Linked DNA regions of Mus musculus: region 2 is linked to region 1. The links are chromatin loops, found by intact Hi-C in ENCODE. Cell type or tissue: left cerebral cortex. All regions are shown on one strand.

What was found. A loop is a pair of places that touch in the nucleus more often than their neighbours do. Peaks named below come from ENCODE experiments on the same cell type or tissue, not always from the same donor. Only the 100,000 strongest peaks of a DNase experiment are listed, where the experiment ranks them.
Region 2: it touches region 1 in a loop (6-fold over the local background); 12 of 42 quality-filtered maps call a loop at or near these places.

What each region holds. Positions count from the first base shown.
Region 1 is chr12:30,124,822-30,132,821 of GRCm38, forward strand. It overlaps Tpo (thyroid peroxidase), which reads right to left and starts at 7,803. Exons shown (of 17, transcript NM_009417.3): 1 at 7,723-7,803; 2 at 6,980-7,080; 3 at 419-503. The coding sequence starts at 7,073. In left cerebral cortex, a CTCF peak has its summit at 3,942 (motif pointing right); DNase peaks (open chromatin) are centred at 3,951 and 4,552; H3K27ac peaks cover 517 bases.
Region 2 is chr12:30,055,020-30,063,019 of GRCm38, forward strand. Tpo (thyroid peroxidase) reads right to left here. Exons shown (of 17, transcript NM_009417.3): 17 at 1-144. The coding sequence ends at 106. Gm15691 (a long non-coding RNA gene) reads left to right here and starts at 4,448. Exons shown (of 3, transcript XR_872629.1): 1 at 4,448-5,029; 2 at 6,049-6,171; 3 at 6,761-7,094. In left cerebral cortex, no CTCF peak of the experiment used is centred here; no DNase peak of the experiment used is centred here.

The DNA of each region.
Region 1 (8,000 bases):
GACATGCATGTGGGCAACACATGCACATACAGCGCTAGAAAACATTTTTAAAATTAAAAACTAGTATGTAAAGTCAATTATTTTGGGAAACAGTGATGAGCAGGTTAAGGCTCTGGTTCTATGCTTGAGGTAGTGTCATGTTGACATTGCAGTGGCTAGGCACCAAGCCTGTGTGCACAGCACCCCCTTCTCTGTAAAGTGCCCTAAGGTTATTCCTGTCCAAGCTTCAGGCTCTGTCATCATGGCACCTTGGACTGTGATTAGACCTCCAGATTTTGATTTTTGTTTTCTCTGAGCAAAGTTGTGAGAGTGAGCACTGTGGCCAATCACAGTGGAGCTATGGATACTCTCACATGAGCTTTAATGCCTCAGTTGCAAAAGGACGTCATGGTGAACACAGTCACTCACTGTCACTCACCTTTTCATGGTGTTGTAGACTGCATGGTCCACCATGAGCTGGCTCGTTTCCACAGCACTGATAACATGGGACTTCATGGTCTTCCCTAGGATATAAAACACGGCACCATAAAAACAGACCCCCCAGTGCAGCAACTCTGCCAGCTTTAGCTTTCTTCCTCAAGGGCAGATGGGTGCAGTGAAAGTCATGTGGTCTTGAGAAATGATCAGCTTATTGGAACTCTTGAGCATTAACATCTATGTGAAAATGAAAAATATTGTGTAAAAGCAAACTAAATAACGGCATATTTCAGAAATTGTATCAATGAGAGAGCTTTGCAACATTTAGCCCCCGACAGAATCTGGCTTTGATACTTGATGCAAGAAGAAACAACATGACAGGAAGCTGTTGGAGAGTCTGAGGCCCTTAAGATCATAAGTTCCCGAGACCACACAGTATGTCTACTCAGTTTCCTTCTGAATCTATGTTGCTGTATCCAAATCTCATTTCCATTCCTGAAGTCAGCTGGGTTCTGAATTTCCCAGCTGGGAAAAACCCTCTTTCTCTAGACTGGGTGGGCCAGTCTGGCCTTCTAGCAGGGAGGCTGTACGTGTGGGCTCTAGAGTCAGGATACTGGGCCATTGCTGAGTGATGTTGGTGTGGCTCTCCCTGCTCTTATGGATTGCAGGCCAATTTTGTCCACAAGGGCGGTTGGAGCAGAGCTACCAAGCACACATTGGGTGGGAGTGAGGGGGCTCTGCAATTATGTATGGTAATTGACCACACTGGGGCCAGCTGTCAGTAAGCAGATCAACTTTACTTAGGGTGATAGAAAGCTTACAAGGTTTTGAGGGACCGAGGGTAGGAGTATCTAGGATAGGCAAATGTCATTGGCTGGGAGCGTAGGGCACCAGGGCGTGGGGAAGCATTTCAGGAATCTCAGGTGCTGGCTGAAACAGGTTTTGTCAGAAGAAATGAAATTGGTCTTATGAACTCATTGAGGCTCTGTGACATTCCTCAGGTAGAGATAGGCATGGAGACCTAGAATTCTCTCAACAAGTGCAGGGAAGGAGAACACCCACTACTGAAGGGACATTATCTCCCCTAATGTGACAAGCCCAGCAACTATCTGGTCATGATGGACTTTGTCCTTAATGAGCAGTTTCACCACAGCTGGAATGCGACATCCTGCTCAGTGCTCTTACTGTGAGCATGTTATTTCTTCTCTCTGTTTATAAACACATTGCAGGGCTCTCTGTGATAGGCCTGTTGAGTTCAGAGGGCCAGAAGATGCTGGATCTCTTGTCTATGGTCCTATTTGCCCCAGCCTTGGTTCTTGACTTCTCTTCTCTTCCTCCTCTATGACATCTTTGCTTAATTTGGCTTTTATTTCTGGCTATCCTCCTCCAAATATTCATCTTCAACTTGAACTACTTCTGTCCCCACTAGTATTCATGGCCTCTGTCATGATTTCAATAACAATGGTACCTATAGGCTCATCTCTTTGAATGCTTGGCTCAATTAGTGGAACTATTTGGAAGGATTAGGAGATATGTTCTTGTTGGAATAGGTGTGGCCTTGTTGGAAGAGATGTGTCACTGGGGGTAGGTGTAAATGTATCAAAAGCCCACAATAGGATCAGTCTGCTGCCCCCCGCCCTTCGTGAACGTCTGTTTCTCTCTCTCTGCCTGGAGCCTACGGGTCAGGATGCAAAGCTCTCAATGCCATGCCTATCTGCCCACCATGATCATCTTAGACTAACTCTCTAAAACTGTAAAACAAGTCCCCAATTAAATGTTTTATTTTTATAGGCATTGCCTTGGTCGTCGTCTCTCTTTGCAGCAACAGTACAATGACTAAGATAGTCTTTGACATGTTGTCTGGAGTCAAGTGGAGTTGGGGACCCTTGAAAATGTGTGTCTTTTCCTTTCACTGCCTTAATGCCTTTTGGAAAGTTCTGTACACCCCCATTGCTGAGTGGGAAAAGTTATGTCTCAGACAACTCACTTCTTTTTTTGTTCTTGCTGTAAGTCAGGTGGCTTTCTAAATATAGACATGCTGGGTTGTGCCTCCCCTCACAACACAAAGACCCTGATGTCCACAGAGTGAAAACCACACTCCTTTCCATGGACTGTTAAGATCCTCGAAATCTACAAGGATACGGTTTAATTGTCAAAGCTCTAGGTATGGTAGCTTGATTCCCCCTTACTTTAAAATGTATTGCCATCCGGCACTAAAAAAATGGATTAGTGTATATAGGAACACTCACTGCATAAGCGTTAGAACCTCAGCTCAGATCCCATTATCCAGGAAGAGAGTTTGACATGGCTGCATGCACCTTTTACTGCAATACTGCACAGAGCAGGGATAGAAAGATTACTGAGGCTTATTGGCTGCCAGTCTAACTTCAGGTTCGGTAATCAAAACTGTCTTAGGGTAATAATGTAGAGAGTGATAGAGTAGGAACCCCGATACCCTCTTCTGGCCTCTATACACATGCACATGGGCAGAAGCACCCTTACACACCCGTGTCCACTCCCTCCATCCCCTCAAGTGTCTACTTAAATTATCCAACTCATTCCCTCTTTCTTAGCAGAATAAAGACCCTCTGAGTGGGATACAGCCGAACGAAACAGGATCAGTTCTTCACTGTGTGCCCTGTGCACTATGAGCCTTAGGGTGCTTGACTACATAGTCTTTACCTATTTGGTACCCAGGTGGAGGTTGAACTTAGTAGAAGCATTATGTGAGAGCTAAATGCTTGTGTAGAACAATTACCTATGGAGAAAAATTCTGTGTGTGTCTGTGTATATGTGTGAGTGTGTGTGTGTGTGTGTGTTTGTGTGTGCGCGCGCGCACATGCATATGTGAGTGTCATGTGCATTTCTGGGGAATAGTAGCTGCCAGTGAACTAATATCCTATTATTGACCAATATTAAGCTGATATTTAAATTATCACGATCATGTATTGCTTATGCTTCCATTTTGCCCAACTTTAAAGAAAGGTTGATTATTTCAAATTTTATCTTTGAACTAAAGATTTTTCTGTTGAAAAATTTCCCACAGAAACACTTCTCCTCTGTGATCTTCTAAACTCTCTGTGGAGCCGGATAGATTTTAAATTAATTATGTTTGGGATGACTAGAGGTGTCTCATTCATCCGCATCAGAGGAGAGCATCTTCTCTTCTGCCCATCTTCCCTCAACTTTCTGGGGCCGAATGAATTAGACAGGCAAAGGAAGGATAAACAAGAGAAAACTGGCTGCCAGCAGACCTTGGTCTGTGTGCTGACTTCTCAGGGGAGCTGCTGGGGCAGACACTTGGCGAGGAAGGAAAGAAAGAAGGGAAAGAGAAGGGTTGTTTCTTACTAGGGAACAAGCTTCAAATAGGCAGATAAATGGGGACTGCCTCCTGGCCACTGGCTGGCAGCTGTGTTGTTAATGTGGGTTCCTGGAAGTGTGTGGCTGCCTAGAGACCTGGAGTCTCCTTTCATTCTTCCTGGTAGGGAGTGGGGAGATACTCTGCAATGGATTTCTTGACCAGCAGGGGGAAACAGAGTGCTTCTCTAAGACCTGTGGCATTCTTTTGCATCTCAAGATCTACCCAGCAGGCAGGTGGCCAGGCTATCTCGGACTTGTGGTTGAGGCTAGAGTCAATGATCCTAAGAATTTCAACTTGGTCTCTTCTGTTTGTCTAGAACAGAAATCCAAATTCTAGAGAGTAACATGACTTATTCCCTGTCCCGGCTTTCTATGTGTATGTCCTGAAAGTGCCATCTGCTCTGGGAGGCACACTGGCCTCTAGAATCCCACCTCTTGCATATTCATAACTGGAATGCAAGAAGCCATTATACATGAAGATACCGTATGCCAGGACAAAGAAACAGGCTACATACTTCCAGACATGTTCACAAATACAAAGCAAAAGAAGTGAAAGAAAGCCAATGTCTTCCTGTCCAAAGCCACAGAGGCCCCAGGCTCCCACGTGCTGCCCTTGGCTGACTCTGGTCACCTGGGATTCACTCAGCGTTCTGTGTGGATCGTGTTTTGATGATCTCTGTTTTCAGAAATCTGGTGAACTGGAACAGAGCTGGCCAGCTTTCCTTTTAGACTCCCCCACTAGGCTGGCTTCCCAATCTCAGGATTTGCAGGCAGCTTTCCTGCTCACGCTGTTCATTTGCATCTTATTTTCTTTTCACAGCTACAACGAGCCGCTGAGTTCGCCATAAAGATAATTTCACATGGATCTTAATTTTGCACAAACACTGGAAGCCCATCTCAGTCTGTTGAGAGGAATACGCAGTGCTTCATGGAGCATGTGCTACAGAGGGTTGTCAAGAGAGGCTACGAGCAAAGTTTTCCTAGATTTATAATGGTCATGGGTATACTTTAGGAGAAAATGAAACCTTTTTTTCATTTTCAGTAGTTTATTACTGAATTTCCAGGTGCCGAGGTTTCTTTTCCTCTGTGCTTTGAGGCATCTGGCTTTGCATAGTAAGTGTGTGTGTGTGTGTGTGTGTGTGTGTGTGTGTGTGTGTTGTCCCCTATAGCTTTGCTTCTCAAAGTGTCATTGATGTCCCCCAAATGCACAAAGTCATCTGCATTCTCATTTTCCAAGTATATTTAATTTTGGTTGTAGTGAAATAGATCATATGAAAACTGTGTTTCAAATACATTTTACTGGTGAATATTTACTGTTTCAAAGGCACTGTTTACTTTTCAGCTGATAAACGTTCTTATATTAAAGAATAGAAAATTGAACCATTGTGAAGCAATTTCTATTTCAGAGTCTTGCAAAGTCCAGGCTGAGTTCACTCAAATGTGCTATACATCTGATGCTAGCCTTGTTCGCATGATCCTCCTGCCTCAGGTGGGATCACAGGGGCGCTACGACCCCAAGCAGAAGTAGAAGGGTAGGAGTAGTGATTTTGATGATTTTAAAAAAATTATTAACTCTAGGGCCTCACACATGCCCAGCAAGTCCTCCCTGATTCCAGACTGAAGGTACAGCCAAAGCTGACCTTGACATTGTGATTCTCCTGTTTCATCCTCTCCCATGTTTGCCAACCAATGTGTGGCATCACTACCAGCAGATTTTCTACCTAAGAAATTTATAGAGTAGATGGATAAGAAGCCAGCTTAAAAATATCCCAATGAATGGTAAAATACACTCTAAAGTGCACTATCATTATAGAAGTCATGTTGTACATTATTATATACTATTAAAATGTAAGCAAAAGAGTTGTCACTATTACAGATTTGTAAATCATGCTTTTTATCCCAACACTCTGGAGGCAGCGGTAGAAGCAGGAAGATCTATATGTTCTGCATGGTGATTTCCAGCGCTATGGGGATTACATACTGAAACCCTGTTTCAAGGACAAAACAAACACTCTGTGGGCAGAGTTACAGATGTTCCATATCCTCATTTTGTAAAATAATATCATTTCAAAACTTTAAAGCCACACTGTGCAGATGTTTTTGTGAACAGCTCACAGGTGCAATATCGAGTTCTTGACTAGACTCGACCTCTATCTTTTCAGTCTTGCTTTATTCCTCTAGGGTCTCGATAGCTATTGAACAAAAGGAAAAAGTGATTTATTTCCTTCGGTGTGCTGAACACCTGTCATGTTCCAGATGTTAGAAGGATTGGTACAAATGGGGATACTTAGGTTTTCTTGGAGATTTAAAAGGAGAACCCCTCTTGTTTTCTTTAGTTGTCATGGAAACACAATTCCCAAGTTATTAATGCTCACCAGGAATACCTGTAGTGGTAGTCAGACTTGGAAGGGGAGTGACATGCCCATCAGAAGAAGTGCTTTATAGAGTAGACAGTGCTGATACCCAGAAGGAAAGATGGAAGGATGCTTTCTTTAGGAGCTCCTGAGCCTGGGAAGGCAGCAGGGTGACTGCAGTACAGTCATGATGTTCAGACAGAAAATTTAAACAGCATGTAGCTCCTAGCAGGAAGTAGGTCTGAATGTAGAAGAGGTTGCTAAGGCCCAATGGCTGGGCTGTATCTAAGAGACTGGAGGCAGCAAGTGGCCCTTCTCCAGCATCCTGCCACCAGGAAGCTTGCTTCAGGGTGACTACTTGTGTTTTCTTCCCTTCTTTTTCCAGGTTCCTTTCTTTTCCTTCCCTCCCCTCCCATCCCCTTCCCCCTCTGTCCCTTCATTCTATCCTTTGTTTTTCTTCTTTATAGCAAAGAATGATTATGTTAATCCATATATTTCAGTAGCTTTCTTACTATAATTTCCCATACAACTCAACCAAAACCTAGCTATACCAGAGATATTTAACTTGAGATGATTTTCTAACAAAGAAACAAAAATTGTCACAACCTTTTAAAAGATATATGTACAGATAAAATGGAAATGATTTATTCTATAATAATGGAAAAATCAGTTCTTTTAAAGGAGGAATTATAATTTAATCCTTCTAAACTGAAGAATTACATTATTCTTTTTGACAAGCACAAAAGGGTCTTTAACTGATCCTCAGCAACCGCACTGACATGTTTGGTTTGTTGAGTGTGAAAAACAACTTTACAAGACTAAAAGATCCCACATCATTTGTTACTTACCACACAAGATGTCTCTGCTTCTCAGGATAAAAGAGAGGAAAATTACAGTTCCCATAACCACCAGCATTATTGCCATAGCTCCAAGTGTTCTCATTCTAGAGCTGAAGTGGTGGAAGAGATAATCAGATAGTCAGCAGAGTACTGTGGGATGTACCATAAATACCCAGGCCTCTCAGGTGGGTCCTCCTAAGTCCAAGGCTGTCACTTTAGGATACTGAACCATCTTCAGAACCAGGAAGACACACTGTCAACCTGTAGTGCTAAACAGACCTGGTCCCCAATTCATCAGAAAGGTGTAACTAGAGAATGGGAAATCTCTCTCTTCAAACACATCTATGTGAAGCGAATAGCTAACATGAAGAATTCAGCACTTATAATAAGTAAGTCCCTGGCAGTGGCTGCATCTTTTATGGCACGAGGATTTTAATGACATGATTTCAGACGAAACAAGATCCAAAATGGATCACATCCACTTTCTAACTTTTTGTTTTCTTAGTCTTGGACATTGAGATTCTTGAATCCTTGACTTTGTAGGAACATCCTGAGATGAACACATCATAGTAAATATGGGTCTGTAGGTGCCCTAGCACACCTGAACTGAAGGAATAGGAACGGGTACCACCAGGCTTTGTTAGGGAGAGCACCTATTTGCCACACTGCCCAATAATGGTCTCCCATAGACAATTTTACACGTTTAATGATAGATTTCTCTCAGAAATGGGGAAAATAAAAAGTTTTACAACCTGAACGTTTTCCTTTTCTCAGCAGCGGAAGAAGCAGGATGTGCACCGCTGGGTGTGTTCTCTGTGGTCTTAACTTCTGAAATGTGAATCTGGATGATTTTCTGGGGACTTGATCTCCCTGTATAAATGGACTCTGTGCTCTGATGCCCACTCAAGCTTCTGGTGGGAGTGGCTCCATTCTATGTTTGTTTAGTATTGTGTTTCTGCCAAGTGCTTGTGTGTCCTGGGTGGTCAGGAAAAAAGTGCCACTCCTAGAGGACATTCAGTCCCCCTGACCT
Region 2 (8,000 bases), 70 kb before region 1:
GCATCTGGTGTCCTCAAGTCTCTGACTCCAACACGTGTCATGTCTTTGCCCAGGCAGCTTGAGACTTGCCTTTGCCAATGTCTGGCTCCAAAGCAGTGAGGACCTCTATTCGCACAGGAGGACCCTGGATCCACTTGCAGGTTCCTGCAAGACAGAAGGCGGGATGAGCATTGTTCTCAGTACTAACACCCCTGACATTTCAGGTGCCACTCAAGTCACTGCGGTATGAATTTAAATTCAAAGGTACCATTTGCCTTTAGCAGAGCAGAGCAGAGCCTTCACTTCCAGCAGGATGAACCCCAGGAGGCAGGCTCAGCCACTTTCAACTTGGCAGTATGCCCAGAACCTCTGCTCACCTTAAGGGGTGGAGTGATAGGGCCCCACCCAGGAGAGAATATTAGGGTGACAATGGTCATTTCAGGCAAGCCTTTTATGTGATATGTGACTTTGAATTAACTTTTTAAAAAAGAAATTAGTACATTTATTTTATAGGCATCAACACGCCACAGCACACACATGGAGGTCAGAGGAAGAAAACCTGTAGGAGTTGGTTCTCTTCCTCTACCATGTGGGTCCTAGGTGGGAATGGGGGTGTCAAATCTGGGTCCTCAGGGATGACGCCAAGTACCTTTACCTGTTGAGCCATGTTCCTGTCCCTACATTTTATTTTTAGAGGATAATCTAATATATTTGTATTGTAAGCCCTTATGTTTCGATATGTGCTGGAATTGTGGGATATGTATAAGAATGAACTAACCTAGCACCTGACATACTTAGTTTCCTTGTAGGGAGGGCATTTTGCACACCAGTCTTTCAACAACTCCAAGACATAAAACATATTGCTGTGGTTACATTCTGGGGAGCAGCCCATCCTGACTGACTGAATCTTCACTTTCTATCCTGCATTCTCTGAGACTCATCGCCCTCACATGCTGGGTAGCATCACTTGCTATCTGTGCCTAGAAACTCAAGCCTAACCTATGTCATCATACATGACCTGGGGCTATACATGAAGTAAGAGGCAAAAAACCAAATTTATACTGATTTTTTTTCCATGCTGGCTATAACCTTATTTTTGTTCATTTTTATTTCTATTCCGGTGTATACCTGTATGTCTCTGTCTTAGTCAGGGTTTCTATTCCTGCACAAACATCATGACCAAGAAGCAAGTTGGGGAGGAAAGGGTTTATTCGGCTTACATTTCCATACTGCTGTTGGTCACCAAAGGATGCAGGACTGGAACTCAAGCAGGTCAGAAAGCAGGAGCTGATGCAGAGGCCATGGAGGGATGTTCTTTACTGGCTTGCCTCATCTGGCTTTCAGAAAACACTTCCCAGAAGATGTCACCTCAATGATGCTGGTCTCTTCTTAATCACCGCTAATTTCTTAGCTCCAGCTAACCAGCATCAATAGTCCCAGTAATGCAAAGTTTTTGCTTTCGTAGTTCTGGTATCTTGTTAATCACAGCTGATTCTTCAGCCCCAGCTAACCAGAACTACAGAATCTTCACAATCAAAACAGCAATGGCCCTGAAAAGAGTCTTTAATTTTCCCTCTGAAATTTCACAAACCAGACCTCCATCTTCTGCACTGTTCTCAACATTATCTTCCAAACTCCTACACAACATCTGGCAGAGCTCTTAACAACAAATGGATCTTCAAACCCAAAGTTCCAAAGTCCTTCCACAGTCCTCCCCAAAACACGGTCAGGTTGTCACAGGAATACCCCACTCTGCTGGTACCAATTTCTGTATTAGTCAGGGTTCTCTAGAGTCACAGAACTTATGGACAGTCTCTAGATAATAAAGGAATTTATTGATGACTTACAGTCGACAGCCCAATTCCCAACAATGATTCAGTCGCAGCTATGAATGGAAGTCCAAGGATCTAGCAGTTACTCAGTCTCACGCAGTAAGCAGGCGAAGGAGCAAGAGCAAGAGCTAGACTCCCTTCTTCCAATGTCCTTATATTGTCTCCAGCAGAAGGTGTAGCCCAGATTAAAGGTGTGTTCCACCACACCCTTAATCCCAGATGAAAGGGGTAGCCCAGATTAAAGGTGTGTTCCTTGAACTCGGAGATTCAATCTTCTGGAATCCATAGCCACTATGGCTCAAGATCTCCAAACCAAGATCCAGATAAGGATCTCCCAGCCTCCAGATAAGGGTCACTGGTGAGCCTTCCAATTCCGGATTGTAGTTCATTCCAAATATTGTCAAGTTGACAACCAGGAATAGCCACTACAGTCTCTAAGGGTATGTGCATATATGTGCATAGCTGCAGAGGCTGTAAAAAAGACTATGATCTCTTGGACCTGGAGTCACCGGCATTTGTGAGCAGCCTCTTGTCTATACTGGAAACTATGCTATTCTAGAAGAGCAGCAAGCATTCCTAATGGCTAAGCTGTCTCTCCAGCCCCTTTAGCCATTTTATTTTAAAAAGCAAATTGAAAAATCTTTTTTACTTCCTCCAAGTAACAACTCAGATAATATTGAAGTAAATGTTGAAATATTTGCATGTAGTTTCAAAACTGGGTTTGTACATATCTTTTACACCTGACAAAGGGTGGGGGGGGGCGTTCAGCACCAAATGCATAAAGGAAGAGTATGACTATGTCAAGGTATGTTTCAAAGGAAGGTTTTTATTGTAAATCGGAGGGAGAGCACAGCAAGAGGTATGTGCAAGAGTCTAGAGCAGCGAGAAAGGAGTAGACTGGACATGGTCAGGAGAATGAACCAGGCTATGAAGGGGGGTTGGGAGAGGAAGACCAAGAGTCAGAGGGAACATGGCCAAAGTATCAGGGTTAGATAGAAGTGAGGTGGTGAGAAGGTGGGGGAAGGGAAGCTAATGAGCTGAAGAAGATCAGGGTAGGTGGTAGGGGGAGAAGAGCTGAGGAGAACAAGGCTACCTGCAGAGACTCTGTGACAGTCACTTGTGAAGCTGAGAGCATTGAGGCCAGCATGTGCTTTGGTGCTAATAGACACCCCAACCCTCACTGTAACCATTTGTCCTGGGGTTTCTTTGGGATTTGACATTTGAGGGTTGTTGTTGATGATGATGATGATAAGAGGCGAGGGAATCTCTTCTGTAACTGCTTCTTGGCTGAAATTAAGCCACTGTTGGAATTGTAGGGAGGAAGAGAGGAGGGCAGGCCTGGGCCATCTGTTCTGCTCACTGCCCGGGTTCTGCGGGACCGCTTGGGAATAGCTAACTAAGTACAGGCAGCTTTGGAGCAGTCTGGAAGTGCTGGATCAAGCCAGGGGAACAGGCTGATTGGAAATTCATCAAAAACATCTGAAGCCGTCTACATCTGCTTTCAGCACTTCCAGGACTCACGGGTTTGATTCAGAGCAGTTTTCAGTCTTCAGTTGATTGGAAATCTGCTGGGACAGGTAGGGACTAGGGACAAAATGTAAAGTTAAAGAGCTTAGGGGAAAATCTTTATTTTGGGTGTGCATTCGAAACTTCCAGACTTGTGCTTTTGGTAGTTGGGGTGTGAAAGTGACAGGTTCCAAGAAATTTTCTCTCTGCAAAGTCCGGTATTTAGACAAAAGCCAGCACTCCCCCAGGCACTGGAGAAGCTAGTTCCCACTTGCTAGAAGGATTCACTCTCCTTATCACTGGCAAAAGGGACACACAACACAGTCCTTCAGATCCCGGCAGACCTGGCTTCCAGGTTTCCCAACATCCCTCAATCCCTACTTGGCATATCCTATCCTCTACCTTGAACTTTCCATCCCAAGGACTGGGCTGCCCTTTCTCCAGAGGCTCTTCCCTATATAATCTATACACCCCCCCCAATACATACACCTCTTTATATGCACACTCTCCTCTCTTTCTCTCTACTCTCCCCTCCCCCCATCTCCCTTCTCATGGTAACTTCCCTGGCTTCATTCCTTGGCACCAGTGAACTTGCCCAGAGTGCCTTTCTAACAAACCTGCCTTTACATACTTTAATCTGTCATGAATTGACTCATTTCACCTGCAGAGAAAGAACACTTCCAGGACTCCATTCTCCATTAACACATACCTATAGAGTCTATAACATCAAGGTCCATGCTAACCTCCAGCCTCCCTCAGCCTCTACTCACTGGTTATTGCTGTACACATCGAAGACTCCCACCCAACTCACTGGCTCCCTTTCTTCCAGGTACCCATTTCCCTGTAGCCCTAGAGATTATTTCTCCTGTCGCTTCTCCATGGTGATGCCCACCATACAGACAGTTTCTTCTATCTGTTGGGGGAAAGAGACAGTCTCCTGGAAGGATTCCCCCCCACTGGATTTACTTGGTTAGTGTTAAGAATCAGTCCCTCAGCAGGGTAGCCTGAGATGAAATGATTATCTGTCTCCTGGCCAGCCTCTAAAAGGCCTCCCATCAGGTAATTAGTTGTAATAAACTGAGGGAGATCACTCAGAGGCCAGATGAAAATCCTGCCAAGCTCCGTACCCTGCAGAGCCCCTCCTTCGGTACACAGATCTAGATCTGAATTCTCCAGAGGGCATGCTTGCCTGTTCCAGCTAGCTTCCACTATTAGAAAGAAAGAAAAAAAAAAGCTTAAAAGGCGGATGACAGTCCTCACACTCCCCAGAGAGATTGGCTGGATGTGGCATTAAGGTGTCTAATGGAAGAGAGAAGCAGGGAAAGATGTAAAGGACTTCCCATGAGAGACAGAAGTACCAGCTCCTGGCCGCAGCCCATGGTGTCCTCCGAAGAGAAGATGGGGGCACAAATGAACCTCACTTGGGGCTTGCTTTAAAGTGGCAAAGCTGGCCACTGGGTGAAAAACCTGCCCTTCCCTTTGCTTACCTCCAGGACCCTGCCCAAACTATGGAAGAGCAGGACACTGGAGAGTTGACTGCACCTCTTTGCTTCACTAAGGTAGGTCTGTGCCCTAAGTTTCTCCTCCACAGGAAAGACTCTTGGATCTTCTGTGCCTGCTGTCCGAGGACCGACACTGCCCTGGGACTTTCACTTCTAACAAAACCATCAAGATTATCACAGAGGAGTCTAGGATAACTGTCCAGGTAATGGGTAAGTCTCTACCATTCCTAATAGATTTGGGAGATATTTACCCTTTATGTCCCACTTACTCTGAAGAAAATGATCCTGTTTAGATCTCTGTGGTGGGTGGGTGTGGGCAGTGATGGTTAAGCCCATCAGCCCAAGACTACAGGTCCTCTCCTCTGTTCCTTCTAGGGTCACTCCTTACATTACTGGGCAGAGATATCATGGTTAAGTTACACTTTTCCTTTTCAACCAACTCTGTCTGGAATTTCTCCCTCTTTTAGCCTCTGAAGAGCCCCCTTATTTACTGGTTAACATTCATGCTTCACTCTACCCCGATCAGACTCCCTCATTGACCCACTCCTATAGGACACTTCCTCTTCCAAAGTGGCCTCACATCCTCCTCCTATTAAGATCCTATTCTTGGACCCTATCTCCTACACCAGTCACTCTCAATATCGTATTTTCCAAAAACCTAGACAGGGCTTAAAACCTATCACATAGTACTTTCTTGATAAAGGTGGTCTCACATGCACTCATGTACCCAACAATGCTTCTATCTTGCCTGTACTAAAAAACCATGACAGTTCATACTGCCCAGTTCTGGACCGCAGAATTATTAACACAGGTGCCATTCCAATCCACCCAGTTGAACTTAGCACTATATTCTACTCTCAGATTCCCTCCTCTACCTCTTACTTTACTGACCTAAACCATAAGGACAGTTTCTTCACCGTTCCTTTACACTCAAATTCACATGATCTATTTGTTCTTATCTGGGTGGATCCTTATACCGGTACTGCATCCCAGCTTACTGTGACAGTCTTCCCCCAGAGGTTCTCACAGGCTTTCAGCCAGGCTCTGTCCACTGACCTCCTCTCTCTAGCTCTGCCCACAGCCACTTAATCCAATATGTAGACGACCTTCTACTATGTCATCACTCACTCTCACCGTCACAACCATATACTGCTTAGCTTCTTACTGTCTAGGAAACAAAGAATACCGTGTCATCCCTTCTAAAGCTCAACTTTCTATCTATTCTTTAGATCAAGAAGCTGGGCTTTCTGCTATCCACGAATAATTGTGAACGCACTCTTGATTACAGACAGTACCTGTGGACCCTCCTGCCTTCAGCCATCATGGAGAAGACTCTCTCCGTCCCTCACCTGGTGAGGTACCTTAAACCTGGATTCCTAATACTGCTCTTCTGGCTCAGCCCCTCTAAGAAGCATCTAGAGGTTCCCTGGCTGAGCCTTTAAATCCTAGTAAGCCTGTAATGCCTACTTTCCTTCGCCTCTGAGATGCAGTCCCACAGGCCCCTGCCCTCACGTTCCCAGACCTTGACCAACCCTTTACACTACTGAAAAATGGTAAATGGCTGTAGGGATTTGGGGACAAATGAGAGGACACACACATTTGCTCTTGTTACCTACCTTTTCAAACATCCAGACACACAGTTAGATGAAGAGGTTGCTTACAAGCACTAGCAACAGACTCCCTACTGGCCTGGGAAGCTTTTTAAGCTCTCTTTTGGTTGCTTTCTTTCATCATCCTAAAGAAAACCTGATATTTCATCTGGTCCCTGACCTTTACCTAACCCTGTTACTCACTCACCTTCCCAAGGCCATTGTCCTCATCATTCCTGCCCAGAGTCACATAAAACCCTTACCTACACAAACTCACAACTTTCTATTTCCCCTTTGACATGCCATGGCTATACTTGGTTTATAGATATGTGCTTATCTCTCTGCTCCACAGGCTCCTGCCAAGACAGAGATTCCATCCTCTCCTCTGATCTGGCTGGAGAATTTTCTCCTTTACCCTCAAGCACTACTGTGCCCTTCTCCCAGTCTTGAGTTGGCTAAACAAGTCTCCGACTGGAGCCAGGCATCTGGCCTCACTACATTTACATCTTCCTGCTGTGTCTAGAGAGACTGCCCACCCATTGAGATGCTGTTGAGCTTATTTTGCAACAAAATCCAGCTGAGACAAAGCAACAGAACACAGCCAGAACAAAGGACTAGCCTTTGGGATTTTCCCCCATATATTTAGAATTAAAAAAAAATTAAACATTAAACCTTTATCAGAAACATTTCTCTTGGTTTCGTTCCTTTCTCGTCTGTCTGTCCCATTCCATCCCCAGCTCTCCTTTCAGGTATATCCGTTCTCCCTGGCTACTAGATGGCTACAGGTGAAAAGGTCAGTTTAGTAACTTTGGGAAGGTCATGAAACACTTGCCCCTCCGGAAGGGAGAGGCTAATTAACATTTCTCAGACAACGGGGAGGAACCACATTCCTCAGGACTGACCATTGCCCACCTTCAGACAAGGGAAGTCCTTGTCACCTCATTCCTAAAGACCAATCAGTTTAAAGGGGGTTGGTGATGCTCTTTTCTGTCCCTGGAAACCACATAAAAACTCACCGAACAGGTGCTGGTGGTCACTGCCTCTCCTTTGGGTCTGGGACAACCCCAGTGCACTGGAACAATAAATTCCTCTTGCTTTTTGCATGGATCCTGGCTCCACATGGTTCACTCGTGTGTGTGTGTGTGTGGGGGGGGGGTAAGCTAAGGCTCCCCAGAGTCTTACACAGGTGGCTACACACTACTTCTCAGAATGCAGAGCTCATGGCCCTCACTAGAAGCCTTCACCTTAGCACTAGACAAAACTGCCTAACTGTATTAGTCAGGGTTCTCTAGAGTCACAGAACTTATGGATAGTCTCTAGATAGTAAAGGAATTTATTGATGACTTACAGTCGGCAGCCCAATTCCCAACAATGGTTCAGTCGCAGCTGTGAATGGAAGTCCAAGGATCTAGCAGTTACTCAGTCTCACGCAGCAAGCAGGCGAAGGAGCAAGAGCAAGAGCTCCCTTCTTCCAATGTCCTTATATTGTCTCCAGCAGAAGGTGTAGCCCAGATTAAAGGTGTGTTCCACCACACCTTTAATCCCAGATGAAAGGTGTACCCCAGATTAAAGGTGTGTTCCTTAAACTCGGA